2 separate regions of the Homo sapiens genome follow, and region 2 is linked to region 1. Evidence: chromatin contacts called from ENCODE Hi-C or POLR2A ChIA-PET data. All regions are on one chromosome and are shown on one strand. The core of a region is the stretch at or near the end of the contact, and the rest is flanking DNA. Distances in the headings are between cores, read along the strand shown. Region 1 has its middle 56 kb from the start of MACORIS. Region 2 overlaps MACORIS (macrophage enriched lincRNA repressor of IFN-gamma signaling).

The links. Hi-C counts contacts between places; a loop is a spot of excess contacts on that map. ChIA-PET counts read pairs that join two places held with the same protein, here RNA polymerase II (POLR2A). Pooled maps may share reads with other maps.
Region 2: a map of endothelial cell of umbilical vein shows a loop between it and region 1 (5-fold over the local background). The contact joins two enhancer-like sites. A Hi-C loop is called at or near these places in 4 of 168 maps with a recorded cell type or tissue (aorta, cardiac septum, endothelial cell of umbilical vein and 1 more) and 6 of 50 pooled maps. POLR2A ChIA-PET finds 5 or more read pairs at or near these places in 3 of 52 experiments (Panc1, activated T-cell and activated naive CD4-positive, alpha-beta T cell).

Annotation. Positions count from the first base shown.
Region 1 is chr10:31,647,452-31,655,405 of GRCh38, reverse strand. No RefSeq gene overlaps it. Among named protein-coding and RNA genes, the nearest start is that of MACORIS, 56 kb to the left of the region's middle. Within about 2 kb of position 5,269, at least 16 of the 41 ENCODE cell types and tissues checked have a DNase peak (open chromatin) inside an H3K27ac peak, as active enhancers do; they include endothelial cell of umbilical vein and heart left ventricle, where a contact is called at or near this core.
Region 2 is chr10:31,692,650-31,700,603 of GRCh38, reverse strand. It overlaps MACORIS (macrophage enriched lincRNA repressor of IFN-gamma signaling), which reads left to right. Exons shown (of 2, transcript NR_184023.1): 2 at 7,257-7,522. Among named protein-coding and RNA genes, the nearest start is that of MACORIS, 11 kb to the left of the region's middle. RefSeq lists enhancers at 4,834-5,395, 5,396-5,957. Within about 2 kb of position 2,908, at least 28 of the 41 ENCODE cell types and tissues checked have a DNase peak (open chromatin) inside an H3K27ac peak, as active enhancers do; they include endothelial cell of umbilical vein and heart left ventricle, where a contact is called at or near this core.

The sequences.
Region 1 (7,954 bases), core at 4,020-6,519:
CAAATTCATTTAAAAACAAATGAATATGAAGGCTATTCTAGTGATCTTTGCTTTTCAATGAGGTTTTGCAATTTGTGTATTTCAAGGAATTTGTCTATTTCATCTAAGTTGTCTAATACACTGGCACAAATTGGTTTTAATATTCTTTTATTATCCTATTAATACTGCTGGATCTGAAGTGATGATTCCTCATTCATTAATAACATTGGTAATGTGTCCTTTTTTTTTAAATCAGGTTAGCAAAATGCTTACCAATTTTATCAATCTTTTCAAATAACAAACTTTTGGCTGCATTGAGTTTCTTTGTTTTTTTTTTTTGAGACGGAGTCTCACTCTGTCACCCAGGCTGGAGTGCAATGGCGCGATCTCGGCTCACTGCAACCTCTGCCTCCTGGGTTCAAGTGATTCTCCTGCCTCAGCCTCCCAAGCAGCTGGGATTACAGGTGCCCGCCACCACGCCTAGCTAATTTTTGTATTTTTAGTAGAGACGGGGTTTCACCACGTTAGCCAGGCTGGTCTCGAACTGTTGACCTCGTGATCCACCTGCCTCAGCCTCCCAAAGTGCTGGGATTACAGGCGTGAGTCACCATGCCCAGCCTTGAGTTTATTCTTAAATTTCCTTTTTATTTCAATCTTACTATTTCCTAACTTTTACTTATTTTAGATTTAATTTGTTCTTGTTTTTGCATTCTTAAGGTGAATGCCTAGTTAATTGATTTGAGATCTTTCTTCTTCTTAATATAATCATTCAATACTATAAACTTTCCTCTAAGCCCTTCTTTGGCCATATCCCACAGATTTTGCTATGTTGTGCTTTGGTTTACATTTAGGTCAAATATTTTTTCTTTGACCTAAAGAAGTGTACTCTTTAAATTCTGAATATCTGGGCATTTTACAGATATGTTTTTGTTATTGATTTCTAGTTGTGGAGAATTACATTATGCTCAGATAATGATAATGTATTTTGTATAATTTTAATCCTTCTAAATGTATTGGGATTTGTTTTATGGCCCAGAATTAGCTTTATCTTCATGAATAATCTATGTGCCTTTTAAATGAATGTGTAATCCTATTGTTGGGTGACTGTTCTCTAAATGTTGATTAATCAAATTGATTGATACTGTTGTCAAGTATTCTAGATCATTACTAACTTTTATTTGTTCCAATAATTACTGAGAAAGGAGTGTTGAAATTTCCAATTAATAGTTGTGAAATTGTTTATTTTCCCTTTCACTTCTACTAGCTTTTGCTTCATGTATTTTGAAGCCCTGCTAATGGGTGCAATCACATTTAGTTTTTAACATTCTCGTCAATGACTTTACCCCTTTATTGTTAGAAATGTCCTTCTTTATCTCATATGACCTGATAATATTTTTTCCTCTGAAATCTACTTTTTTGTTTGACAGTAACATAGTCACTCCAGCTTACTTTTGATTATTATCTGCATGGAATATCTTTTCCATCCTCTTAACTTACCTGCATCTTTGGACATGAAGTGCATTTGGGTTTCTTGTGGAAAGGATGTAGTTGCATCTTGCTTTATTTTTCAATATGAAAGTATCTGCCTTTGAAAGGCAGTATTTAGACTATATACATTTGGCATACGTTAATATGTCACTGGATTTACACATATCATCTTGCCATCTATTTTCTGTTTGTTTCATCTGTTCTGCTCCTTTTTTCTCTTTATCTGACTTCTTTTGGATTGAGTATTTTTAGTGATTCCATATTATCTCCACAATTGGCTTATTATGTATGCCTCTTTGCCATTTTTTCAGTGGTTGATCTACACTTTACAATGTATATCATTAACTTATAACTGTCTAAGTTCAAATAATATTAAATCATTTCTTGCGCAGTGTAAAAAATTTAAGACAGTGCATTTCCCTTTACTTTCCCATCCTTTATGCTGTTGTTGTCATAAATTGTCCTACATGTTATAAACTACATAATACATTGTTATTACTTTTACTTTAATCAATCAATTATCAGTTTAAAAAATGGAAAATATGGGAAAAAGTATCTTCTGTATTTTACCCATCAGAGGCTGTTTCACTCCTTTATATTTCTAAATTGCCATCTGGTATCATTTTCTTTCTGCCTGAAGAAGTTCCTTTATACTCTCTGTAATGCAGATGTGCTGACAATAAATTCTTTAGTTTTTGTTTGTATCAAATGAGAATTAAACAAAAAATGAAAGTGATAAAAGTAAATCCCAATACTTTACTAATTGTAATACATTTTAATATATTTTGCCACCAGCTACAATGCAGAGGCTTAGACTGGATTCTTTAAAAAAAAATTGGTTATATGCTGTTTACAGAAATTTATTGAAAATATAATGACACAGAAAAGCTCATAGTAAAAGCAAATACTAATTGAACTGCTACAGCTATATTAATAGCAGATAAAATACATTTTAAGGCAAAAAAGCACTGTCAGGAATAAAGAAGTTTGTTATGTAATGGTCAAAGGAAAATTCAACACAAGACATAACAAGTCTGAGCTTTTAATTACTAATAATTTAGCCTAAAATCATAAGAAATACAAAAGAAATAGAATAAGATAAGAATAAAACCTAAAATGATTGGAAAAGAAAAAATTCTAGTCATATTTCAAGATAATATGTTTATCTGCTGATAAAATAATAGGTAAATGAGTGAAACTACAGATAAACTAGTAGGAGAATTCAGCAACATTGCTAAATATAAGGCCAATGTAAAAAAAATAGTTCTTCGATATGCCAGCAAAAAACTATTAATAAAAACAGTTACAAACACCATTTTCTGTAGTTACAAAAAATTGCAGTAGGATGTAATGTGTCAAAAAATGTGCTAGGTCTTCATTAAAAAATATGGAATGTATCAAAGGTTATTAAACAAGACCCAGATCAATGAAAAAATATGTTCATGATGGAAAGGCTCAATATATAGCTAACAGTTCTGTTAAATTAATTTATAAATGCAATGCAATACAATTCCTGACTGGGAATTTTCCAAATTGATCCTAGAATTATTACGGTAGAGTAGAAAAGGCAAGCATAGCCAAGGCAGATTTGTGAAAGACTAGTAATGGAGGGAGGGGGTTGTACCAGACACCAAGACTTATTACAAACCTATGATGATAAGGATGGTGGAACTAGTGATAGACAGATAAACAGACCAATGGGCCCCATATCTGAAAATCTGCCATTGGACAGAGGTCTCATTACATTAACAGAGAATCCATGAACAGAGGTCTCATTACATTAACAGAGAATCAATAAACAATGCTGGGACAACTGGCTATCTACAGATGAAAAGAAAAATAGTTTTAAAAATCTTACTTCATTCACAAATATTGAATTCTGGATAAATTACAGACTTGTATGGAAACAGAAAAACTTTTAGAAAAAAATACAGCAGGATGCCTCTATGGCGTTGGGGTTGGAAATCAGTTCTTAGGAAATAAAAACTATAAGTAACAATAGACAGACTTGATAATTTTGATGGCATTGGTGTTAATCTACATCACAAGAGACGCCATAGACAAAGTAAAAAGACAAGCTACAGAGGTGGGGAATACATCTGCAGTTCCCGTAAATGAAAAAGGACTAATCCACACTATGTAAAAGAATTATAGAAGTGAATAAAATTAAGACAAACAATCCCATAGAAAAAGGAGCAAAGGATGTGAACAGATAATTCCAGAGAGGAAAACTACGGGGTCCACATGGAGATGCTTGGTCATGCTAGTAGTCAGGGAAGTAAAAATTTAAAAAGCAACAAATAATCACTTATGCCTTTCAAAAAGGCAAGACTCAGAAATCCGAAAAGAACTGGCAAGTACACAGGGAAATAGGAATTCCAATACACTCCTGGTGGGAGTATATATTGGTACAATGGTGTAGGGAGGTGGTGTGAAAGTGACTGAAGATGTGCATATGGTATGATTCGGTCATTCCCAACGGAGCAGTGAGCAAGGACACTTTTGTTTGGAGCAAAAGTAATGGCGGTTTTTGCCATTAAAAGTAATGGTAAGAACCACAATTACTTTTGCACCAACCTAATACATTGCAGCCAGCCCTCTGTGCCATAGTCGTCACCTCCCCAGAGATCATACCATGCATCGGATAACCTGAAGCAACGTGGTCTGTCTCCAATGCCAACCGCACGCTCCGCTTACATGCACACACTCCCTATGCTCTTTTCTTCCTTAAATGATCTCCTTAGCATTTACCACTGCTATAGTATGTTTTTCATCCATACTATATTTCATTTGTACCATAGCATATATTTTACTTATCTTTTTTATTGTCTGTCTCATGAGGGGTTTTGTCTCTGTCTTTTTTTTTTCCTCAATGCCACTTCCCCTGTACCTAAAACACTGCTAGCCCATCATAGGCACCCTATAACTATTTGTGGCAAAAATAAATAAATGGAATCTCAAAAACATGATACGGAGTAAAAAAAGCAAGATGTAAAAGGATATGGATTCCATTCATGTCAGTGTTAAAGCACATCACAGCACATAGATTATGGAAAGATAATAAATATGTAGTAAAAACATGCATGTTGGCTTCAAGAAAGCAGTGATTTCTGGGGAAAGAGAATGGGGGATGTTTGGGGGCAGGGTTTTAGTTGCATCTATTACATTTTATTTCTTAGATTTGTCAACCCGATGGACATCTGGCAAAATGTTAACATCGATTATTTTGAGTGTTTGAAATATTTCATAATTTTAGAAAAGTTGCAGATAAATAAATAAAGAGGAAAAATATTGTAAGGTTATCTCCTTGTATTAAGGCTATTCCTCCAGTTCTGACCCAAAGGCCACCTTGGGCATTCAGAATTCTTCACCTTAACCCTATTCTCCTGAAGGTCACTTATTCCACCCTAGGCAATTGTGCACAGGTGTTTCTGGTTCTATTTTTGTTGAGAAATCTAATTCTGCTGTGTTTTATTCAATCAGGGTTCCTATTTTCCTGTGGGGATTAGGTATCAACTACTGGAAATGAACCCTTCCCCACAATCAGCCACAGCATCACATCCACTAAACAGCAGGAAGAGCAGACATGGGCATTTCGTTTATCAGACGATGGGTGAACACCAGGCAGAACACACTCCGAGCGAGGCTGCAGCAGACACAGACATGTATTAACACAGATAAGTTTTTATTGAATTAAGAGGGAGCACTTAGAAGGAAGACCCTAGAGAGTAAAAGGATTAAGTCATTCTGAAACATTTTTCTCCTGTCAAGGGAGCAAATGGAATATCAGCGTGACCGCCGGATTCTGACTCACCAGAGCCACGTGGAATGGCAGCCTCCCAAGGGGAAGGAGAAGCATTCACTGGCAGTTCCCAAGAAAAGCCTCTACCAACAGGAGTTGTCTACACAATATGTTCATGAACAGAATATCCAGAGAATATATTGCTTTGATAACAAGGGAAGGTGACATGCAAGATACCAAGATGCTTTTTTATTATTTAAAATACTGTTCTCCTAAGCGGTGTTGCTGGGCTTTCCTTCCTTGATACATTGCACTTTCTTTTTCTTTTTTTCTTTCGAGACAGAGTCTCACTCTGTCACCCAGGCTGGAGTGCAATGGAGCGATCTTGGCTCACTGCAACCTCTGCCTGCTGGGTTCAAGCAATTCTCCTGCCTCAGCCGACCAAGTAGCTGGAATTACAGGCGCCCGCCACCAAGCCCAGCTAATTTTTTGTGTTATTACTAGAGGCGGGGTTTCGCCATCTTGGCCAGGCTGGTCTCAAACTCCTGACCTCAGGTGATCCACCCACCTTGGCCTCCCAAAGTGCTGGGATTACAGGCACAAGCCACCGTGCCCAGCTGGCTCTGTCTTTTTTATGTAAAGAAAAAATTTATTTATAACTGCTAGGCTTGGAGAACAGGAGAGATTCAAAGGATAAACTCCCAATATTACTTTGACCCAAAGCCTGAAAGCTGCTGTTAATTTTCAAAAATTCTTTGAACAGAAATAAATGTTTTGTTTAACTATTTTTCCCACCTCCTTTTATTTTTCTTTCACCTAAAAGTAGAACACAGAACATTTTCCACTCCCTGTGGAAAGTCTAAATTTCTGAAGGTATTGGCAAGATGGTCTGAATTTTTTTCAGATTTTTATGGTAGTACATTCGAATGGGTGGGGTCTCGCCCGTTCCTGTATTAAGAGGACTGAAAATTGGAGGAAGGGAGGGAGGGGGTAAGTGCTGCATTCCATGCCTTATCTTTAGCATTTACGAGAACCATAGAAATGTATCCCAAATCCCTGAAGCAGGAAGCAAGTAGTAAAACCCATGTGTTCATAGGAAATTCCGTGGCTTTTTTGCTCCACGGTGCTTTCTGGGAAGAGCCAAGAGGTAAAAATGGCCAGAGAGAGGTGACCTGAGGGCCACAGGGCCCCCGCCAGGCCAGCATGCCCGGCCACCCCCACTGGCTTCTCCTGGGGGCCTGAGTGAGAAGGTTTGGGAGCCAGAATGTATTGGTGGTCTCCTCCTCCTCCTTTTTCCCAGCACTGGCCTCGCTGGGTCTGCGGAAAAGGGTCTTAGGGCTTGGAGGCGGTACGAAGAGTGTATTCCTACCCAGCCACCCTCCACCTTCCCTAATGAAATAGACAAAACATCTGAGTCTGCCCATACAGTGTGGCAGGAATGGTGCAAAGGTCAGGAGAAAAACCTGCACTCAATGGCCTTGCAACTTACGCTGCTCCGTCTTTCCAGAGCTCAGGGTGCTTGGCTAAACATGAAATGAAATCCGAAGTCCCCGGCCCTTGTGAAGGGTCTTGCAGAAATTAAACAAGGATATAAAAACTTATCACAGGTAAGTACTCAATACAGTGTTATTCTTCTTCGCATTATTTCATCATTTGAGACCATCAAGGCCAAGGGGACTCCATTAGCAGGCAAATCTGCAAGCCCACATTTTTGCTCCTGGGCCAAGTTCCAAGAACTGTACTATCCCTCCCCTACTCCCAAGCCCAACCCCAACAGGGACACTCTTGCAAGTGAATGCCATAATTTCCAATAGATGTCTATGTCTCTTAAGGTTTCTTGGGTCTTGATTTCTACTCCCATCCCAAGAATGCCACTGTTTGCACAAATGTCAATTAAAGAATGCATCTCTCCAGGGGCTCCAATGCCTGGTTGGGAGGCAGCAGCGAGGGCTCTGAGGCTCTGGGTGAACTGGAGTTTCTCCACTCTTTACCTTCCCCCAGCAACCCACAGAAAAAAGATGCCACCCAAAGGAACCACTAGAAACCACTAGTATTTGCCGGGCCTGCACTGCATCTGGGGCTTCGGGCTGCCTCGGCTGCCTGCCCCACCCACTCCGCCCTGGAGGAATCAGGTGGAAAACAGGATATTGCTTTTCTCCTCACAAACCACAATGAGCTGTGGGCCACTGTTTTTAATGTAAACTCTGTTCAGGAGAACAGCTGTAAGTGTGGGTTGGGAAGATTTGTGCATATTTTAAAACAAATTTAAGCTATACTTGTGCTCCAGGAATGTAAATATGATTAATTTTCAAAATGCCATTAATCTTAATTTAATCGGTTGCATTTTTCCATTAACTAATTATTGCTTCTCTGAGTTGATTAGCTACCTTTATTTCTCCTTGAGTCAAAAAGCCATTATTCCTAGTCAAACATAATGTTTTAGAGCTAATTTTTGCACAGGTTTCTCAAATTCTCTAAAGATCCTCCAGCTGTGCTGCAAGGGATCCTAGCATTCCCAGGACCAGGGCAAACAGAGAAGAGGAAGAGACAGAGAGGGGGCAGATGAACAAGTTTACCCTCTCTTGTTTTAATTCAATCAACCCAAGTTTTATGTAATATACTAGACTTTTGCATGAGATTTCACTTGAAGGAAGAATCCTACTATTCCCAAACAACTATTCAAATGCATTTTTTTTTTTGAGATGGAGTTTTGCTCTTGCTGCCCAGGCTAGAGTGCAGTGGCAC
Region 2 (7,954 bases), core at 1,659-4,158, 48 kb before region 1:
CAGAATTGGTTTGCATGCCGGACCCTTGCTTTCCTGTTTTTGCCTCCTCCCACCCTGGGCCACCCCATCCCATCCTCGTGATCGTTGGGACGCCCCCTCGCCTGCCCAGCAAGGACACTTGATGGAGAGGCTGCCGGGTTATGGCTTCCTTCCTTAGCTGGCTCGCAGGCCCGTGGCCCCACAGATGTTCTCCCTGGGTTTGTTTTGATAGCCCGTTTTAAAAACAGTTCATATCCACCAACTGTTCAGATAATAGTATTCCAAGTGGCAAGCAACTGTGATTATTTTTGTCGCTGTTTACCCTGACAAGCACAGCTCAGCTGGAAAATATGGGGCCGGGGGGAATTCCCCTTCCTTGCTCTTCTAATTGTTGCCCATATTTGCCATAAGGAAGTTGCATTTTTGACTTTCTCTCACATTGAGCCCCATGTTCCCTGGGAAGGAGAGAAGAAGGCGAGAGAAATCAGATGGAGAAAATGCAGTATGGGGCCTATTGGAATCGATAACCCTCCTTCCAAGTCAGGCTGTTTCACTATCAACACTAAGAGGAGTTTTTGTGCACATGTGTGTGGTGACATAAAGAAAGCCTTGCTTGGGGTAGAGCTGGTACTTTGAACTGGCTCTCTCTCCAACATCTCAGACATCCCAGGCCTAAAATCGAACTTCTCGTTTGCCTATCCAGTTGCAGAAACACCTGTGGTCTCCCGTAAAAGTGCAAAAGACCCCCACTCCTTCCCCAGGTTCCCAGAACAGGCCGGCTGGTCCCTCTGACTGTTCCACTCCTCTGACCTCCAAAGTCAGTTATTTGTCAAGCCTGGCTGATTTTCCCGGGACTTTAAAAAATTCTCTTGCACCTATCCCTTCTTTTCCAGCCACACCACCTGCCCCACCGACAGTTGGCCCTTTCCCTGTCCCCTTTATTGCAGCGGTAATTTCAACCACATCCTGGCCTTCCATCCCTTTCCTCCCATTTCACCCTCATACCATGGCTAGGCCTAGCTTCCGAAAGCTTGACCCTGTTGCCACTTACCTGCTCAAAAATGCTTAGCAACTTCCCACTGTGTGCAGCCTTTGTCTGGCTTTCCAGGCCCTCCACGCCCTGGTCCCTGCCTGATCTCTCTGCTTCCCCATTCAGATCCCTCCCATGGTGTGCCCAAGCTCAGGATTTCTTGAACACACCTGTGCTTTCCAGCAGGGCTGCCACGTGGCTGATTCCATGGCTGCCCTTCCCTTCACTATTACCTGAATGTGCTTCCTAGAGGTGAATATGGTTCAGCCTGTATGACCAAATGGCCCCCAGGCCTTTGAATATGCTGCTTCCTCATTCTGAAGTGCCCTCCTCTCCCAGCTCCACCTGTCAAAATCACACTATTCTTCAAATGCCACTTCTTCCATGAAGCCATTGATGGTGATTCTTGCTGGAAAGGGCGGCTCTTGATCATGAAAATCTGAAAGACATTATATTGGAAGTGTTTATAATTTTCTTTGTATTTAGATGTCAGACTTTCTTACATAAAACCCAAACCTCCTTAAGAATAAAGGCTGTGAATTACTTTCCTGCATATAATCTGCTGTGCCTAGCAGTCGATTTTTGTTGGAGGAATGAAAGAATGAATGATTTATTTTGGGCTTGGGCGTGTACATTTCACTGATGACCCCTGGGTGCATTTAAATTTAGCACACCTGTCAGATCTCTCCTCATCCTTATTTGTTACTCTATGCTGCCAAGTTAGGTGGAGGATAGGGTAGGAACCTGGGGATGTTTTCTTCATTATCTACAGTCACATAATCACGAATCACAGATTCTCAGATACGAGCAAGTCCATCAGATACTGACGGCCCAGTGTTTTGCAAATGATTGCTCAGAGCTATGAGTCCCAGGACATGGGGGTTGTGCAGCAGAGGGAGGCTGTAGGAGAGGGAGCTTTGGGATTTTGCTCCTGCTCCAACCAGATCAGGTCTGCTTGTGTCTGTTTCACATTTTGAGGTCTGGTGGAATTTATCTTTACCAGAGGCCAAAAAGAATTTTTATGAAAAACAAAACCAAACCATAGATATAGTCCAAGTTGATAAAAATCCAAAACTTAAGAAAATGCCTGTCTAAACCTATCTGGAGGGATCTCAAAGAAAGTACATTCAACAGCTTGTAATCTATAGCAATCACCCGCACCATCACAGGATGGCCCCACAAAACAATCGTCAGACGCAAGACGTCCATAAGAGTCCAGGAAAGAGCTGGAGGAGACGAGTCACGCCAGGTTTTAGCTCCAGTTACGCCAGGAACAAGTTGTGCAATGCAGCGAGTCCTTTTTCCTCTCTAGACTCAGCATCTCATTTAAAAGCATGGCCCTAGCAGCCTAGGCTGGGTGGCTCAGTGGTTATTAAGGGCACAGGGAGACCTGAGTGGCACCAGCACAGCCCAGGGAGCCACTGAGAGAGGAGAGGTGCCCAGCAGTGACACAGCCAGCAAGTGTCTGCACAGGGAAGAAGCACCGAGAGCTGGTCATTCTGCTCTTAGCCTGAACTTGGTGATCTCAGAGGCCCGGCCCAGCTCTAACATCTGTGACTCAGCTGGCAGCCGCGTGGACCCCGTTGCTGGGGGAAATGCTGTGTGCACATTTATTCTGGGTTTGGATATTTAAAGAGCCGGGTGTGTTGAGGGACATTTCGGAAGTGCTTGGGGAGGGAGGGGACTGCAGACTGGGCTTTTCTTTAAACACTTATAGATATCCTGTCTTGATCTCTCGGTCCACAAAGAGTAATTTTCTTTCCCTAAGAAAGTGACGTGGGTCTTGCCCATTGTGTCCGCCTCGCTGGCTCCCGGCTGCGCAGCCCAGCAGGAAGCAGGTGGCCTGAGGTGAAACACATGCCCGGCCCGGCTCAGGCCATTTCTGGGTTCCTGTCCAAGGGCAGCCTTGCTCCCCACAGGGAAAACTTGGCATGCCCCCTAGACTGCTGGGCACCTGGGGCACAGGGCTGACCCTCCACCTGGGAGGAGAAGAATGGAGCTCTCTCTGAGCCCCCAGGGGTCCTGGCAAAGGTGGCAGCCGTGGACCCTGGGGACATGGGGCAGCCTGGGCTTCCTCTTCCGCACTTGCTGTTTTCACTGGCTCAGGAAGCTCTGACTGCAAGCTGGGATTTTGTTTCCAAATCCCTGCGTCATTTTTACTATTTGAATTGCCACTTTGGGCTGCTTTTAGGGAGGTGGCTCTTTTGTTGCTTTCCTCACTCAGGATGTTGTTTCCAGTAGATTTCCTCACAGACTCCGTCTGCTGCCTTTGTTTTCCCTTCTGGGCACAAACACAGAAATCTTCCAGAATGGAGACTGCATCAGTGAATCGGACCTGCCGTGCTGTGAGCCAGCACAGTTTAATTTTTCTCTTAGGACATTTATTGTTTTTTATTTCTGCTTTCAGAGGTCATTGTGTCTACATGCTCATTATAGCACATTTGAAAAATATGGGAAACACATATAGGTGATATAGGAGGAAAATGAATATCACCCATAGGCTCAGTAGCCAGAGATCTACCTAGAATTCCGGTGATAATTTTTGTTTTGTTTTGTTTTGTTTTAAATTGGGCTCATACTGCACACATTGCTAAGGAACCTGCTGCTTACACCCAACCCTGTATCCTTAACACTGTCCCATGCTCTTTTATTTTTTGCAGACACAGTTTTTTGTTTTTGTTTTTTGTTTCGTTTTTGTTTTTTTGACAGAGTCTCACCCTGCTGCCCAGGGTGGAGTGCAGTGGCCTGATCTCTGCTCACTGCAACCTCCGCCCCCCAGGTTCAAGCAATTCTCCTGCCTCAGGCTCCCAAGTAGCTGGGATTACAGGTGCACAACACCACACTCGGCTAATTTTTGTATTTTTGGTAGAAGATGGGGTTTCACCATGTTGGCCAGGCTGGTCTCGAACTCCTGACCTCAAGTGATCCTCCTGCCTCAGCCTCCCAAAGTGCTGGGATTACAGGTGTGAGCCACCGTGCCAGGCCGCAGACACAGTTTTTAAGTCCCTACAGCTCTCCTTTGGCCTTGCCACCAACAATGCTGTGTCAAAGACGTTAGCCGGTGTGAAGGAGGAACGAGGACAGGAAAACAGAGTATGTCACACAATACACATCTACATGCAAAGCCCAGATGGGTGAAGTTGTGGGTGGCTTTTCTTTTCTTTCTTCTCTTCTAGAGTGTGCACATTTTTCTGTCACAAACACAGGAGAAGAGACAGAATAATGTGGTGATCGGAAGCGCAGGCTTGGGCAACCTGCTGTATGGGTGCAACTCTGCCACTAACCAGATGAGGTGCTTAATGGCAGTGTGCCTCAGTTTCTTCATCTCTAAAGTGTGAACAATAATGCTACCTGCCTCACGTGTCAGTTTTGAAGATGCAGGTGAAGTCCAGTAAATACCCAGTACTCAGTGACAGTTATGGCTTTATATGAACATTGTGATCATAAAAAGTCTGGGCGGGCACAGTGGCTCATGCCTGTAATACCAACACTTTGGGAGGCCAAGGTGGATGCATTACCTGAGGTCAGGAGTTTGAGACCAGGCTGGCCAACATGATGAAACCTCGTCTACTAAAAATGCAAAAATTTAGCCAGGCACGGTGGCTGGTGCCTGTAATCCCAGCTACTCAGGAGGCTGAGGTAGGAGAATCACTTGAACCCAGGAGGCAGAGGTTGCAGTGAGCTGAGATCGTGCCACTGCACTCCAGCCTGGGCAACAAGAGTGAAACTCCATCTCCAAAAATAAAAATAAAACAAAATAAAAATAAATAAATAAAACATCTAAAAGTCCCTGCTATGGGCTGAATTTGGTCCCTACAAATACATCTGTTGAAGTTCAACCCTCAGCACCTCAGAATGTGACTGTTTTGGAGACAGCATCCTTACAATGGTAATTAAGTTAAAATGAGGTCATTGGAGTGGGCCCTAACCCAATACTGCTGTGTCATAACAAGAAGATGCAGAGACATCAGGGATGCGCTTGCACAGGGGAAAGGCCATGTGAGGACACAGCAAGAAGGCGGCTGCCTCCCAGCCAAGGAGACAGGCCCCAGGAGAAACCCAACCTGCCCACAGGTTGATCTTGGACTTTCAGCTTCCAGAACGGTGGGAAAACAGACTTTCATTGGGTAAGCCACCCAGTCTGTGGTACTTTGTTATGGAAGCCCTAGCAAAACAATGCAGTTCCTTAACAAGAACATCAGTGTCATAGTTGCTCATCTAAGTGCAGTGCAGAAGCAGGTGATATACCCTAGACAAGTGGAAAACAGCTCGACTGCGGGCCCGGCAGTTCCTGCCCACCAGCCTCCCCTCAAGGCGAGCCCCCCCTCGCCTTTGCAGGGTACCCGGTGGCTGCAGGATGTCCTCTGGCTGCGCAGAGCCCCCAGGCTCTTGCTTCGCCAGGTCTGTCTCTTCCAGGCAACAGGGTCTTTCTTGGCTTCATTTGGAGGGCAAGAGCTTCCTCCTCCTTCAGGAACCTTGGCTAGCCATTTCCAATACAATACCTGCGTCTGCACTTGAATGAAGTGGTTTTCCACCCTCCAAAGACCAGTGGGAGAGTTTTCATGCATGGTCCATTTGAATCACTGACATGATGTGCTCTGAGCGTGGAGTGTTGGATCTCAGACTCAGGCATAGAAAGGGGGCCGCTGGAGGATGTATGTGCAATGCTTCCTCAGATTATGAAAGCACAGCCAGCCTTCTGTTGGAAGCACAGGACAAGTGTTTGCTGGGTAAGGATATTTTCCATCTTTGCAAACTGTGGGCCAGCTCTTTCTCCTTGGCTAGGTAGATAACCAATGCACCTTGTCTGCTAAGTCAGCCTCTCTTCATTCCTATTTTCTCAGTAGACAGCCTTATAAATCTGGCTAATAACTCCCATTTCATTTCCCCAAACTCCATTAGAGGGAAATTATAATGAAGCTCAAATACTCACCAGGTTATTCATGGGAAGGACCTTTGGCTTTTTAAAAATGCATTTTAGATGGCTGGATTAATCTAGTGGCACATTACAATGCAGCCCTGCTGAAGTTTGCAGGAGATTCCTGGCACCCGGCATTGTGCACTGCACAATGCCGCCAAGAAGCGTGAATTATCTTTACAGGAAGAGGCAGGAATTAATATGTCAGATGGAAAAGACCCACTGGCAGCACCTGATGAAAACCCAGGACTCTGCTCCCTGTCAAGGTTCTGCAAGGTTGGAGTCATAATCACACAACTCACAAGCAAACGCCCTGAGCAGGCTCCTCTCTGCAAAGGGCATAAGGGCAGAACAGCAGAGAAGTGACACACTACCCTCTCCATCTGGCCCTGCTCACCCACAAGCGTTGGAACAGGAATATTTGTAGCCTTGGAAAGAGGCACTTACCAAGATGCTTAATTGATGATAGGCACATTGAGAAAAAAATGCTGATTTCATTCCTTTTATTACCTCTCTGGCACAGCAAGTTAATTAAAAAGAAAGTACGATTGCAGCTTTGTATTCATTAACCAGGTTGATTTGTAATGTAAATATATGCATTTGTATGGTGCATACATCAAAGTAAGAATAACAACAATAATGATAGTATCTGTCACTAAATGAGCTCCAGATCCCAGGGAAGGAGTGATCGGCAGATTACTTACAACCCTTCCAACAACCCTGTTCAAAGGGTTATAAATAATGTTGGCCTTACTGGGACCAACAGTATTACATTTATTTTATTGATGGAGAAACTGAGGCTCAGAGTAGTTAAGGAGTTTGCCTGAGGTCACACAGCTAATGTGTGGTGTGCTGGGATTCGGTCTACGTGAGGAAATAATACATTTGTGGCAGAGTGAACTGAAACTTCTTTCTGCACACTCCCGCCCCAATCCCACCATCTGCCTCAACCTAATCCTCAATGTGGTCATGAGAAAAGCCCCGTGCAGTGGAGAGAAGCCAGATTGACTGCCACTATTCACTGTTGTGTAAAATGAGGAAGCTCTGGAAGTCACTGGAGCAGGAAGGAGCATAGGAGCCCTTAGCACGGGAATGGCAAGGACAGTGTGGTTATTTTGCAAAAAAATAGCTCCTTCATGTTAATATGAAGAACACACTTTTCTCGTACAGATTAAGTGGGTTGATTTTTGGAAGGGCAATACTCCTTCCGGTGGTGGATTGTGTTTGGTTTCACATACCTCAGGAGAAAACCAATCACACTTGAAGTGAAAGACCAGCTCCATTTCCCCTCCTTCCCATTCTAACTTTGTTACTCCTTTATTCCTCCAGAGGAGCAAAGAGAAGCTTGGTGGAAGAGAAAGCCGCTAGTATTCAGCGAGAAGATCACTCAAATCCTTCACCAGCATGCTCAGTGAAGAATGCATTAAAAAAATTAGACTTTTTTTCTTCCTGGCAACAAAATCTTGCCAAAATAAGTACCAAAATAAGTGTTCCAATGGTTTTATTTGGGGAAAGCCAACGCTTTCCCCAAAAAGACTTTTTCTTGTTTCTCATTTGGCTGCTACAAATAAAGCTGCAATGAACATACATGTACACATCTTTGCACGGAAGTAGCTTTCTTTTCTCTTAAGTAAATGTAGGTGTATTTCATTTTATTGTACTTTGCTTTCTTGTGTTTCTCAGATGTTATTTATTTATTTTGCAAATTGAAGATTTGTGGCAATCCTGTGTAGAACAAGTCTATCTGTACCATTTTTCCAACAGCATGTGCTCACTTTGCATCTCTGTGCCACACTTGGCTAATTAGGGAATACTTTAAACTTTCTAATTACTATTATATTTGTTATGGTGATCTGTGATCAGCGATCTTTAGTGTTACTACTATAATTGTTTTGTGGTTTCATGAATGGCACCCGTATAAGGTGGTGAACTTAATTGATAACGCGTTCTGACTGCTCCACTTACCAGCTGTTCCCCCATCCCTCTCTTTCTTCTAAGGCCTCTCTATTCCCTGAGACAAAACATTA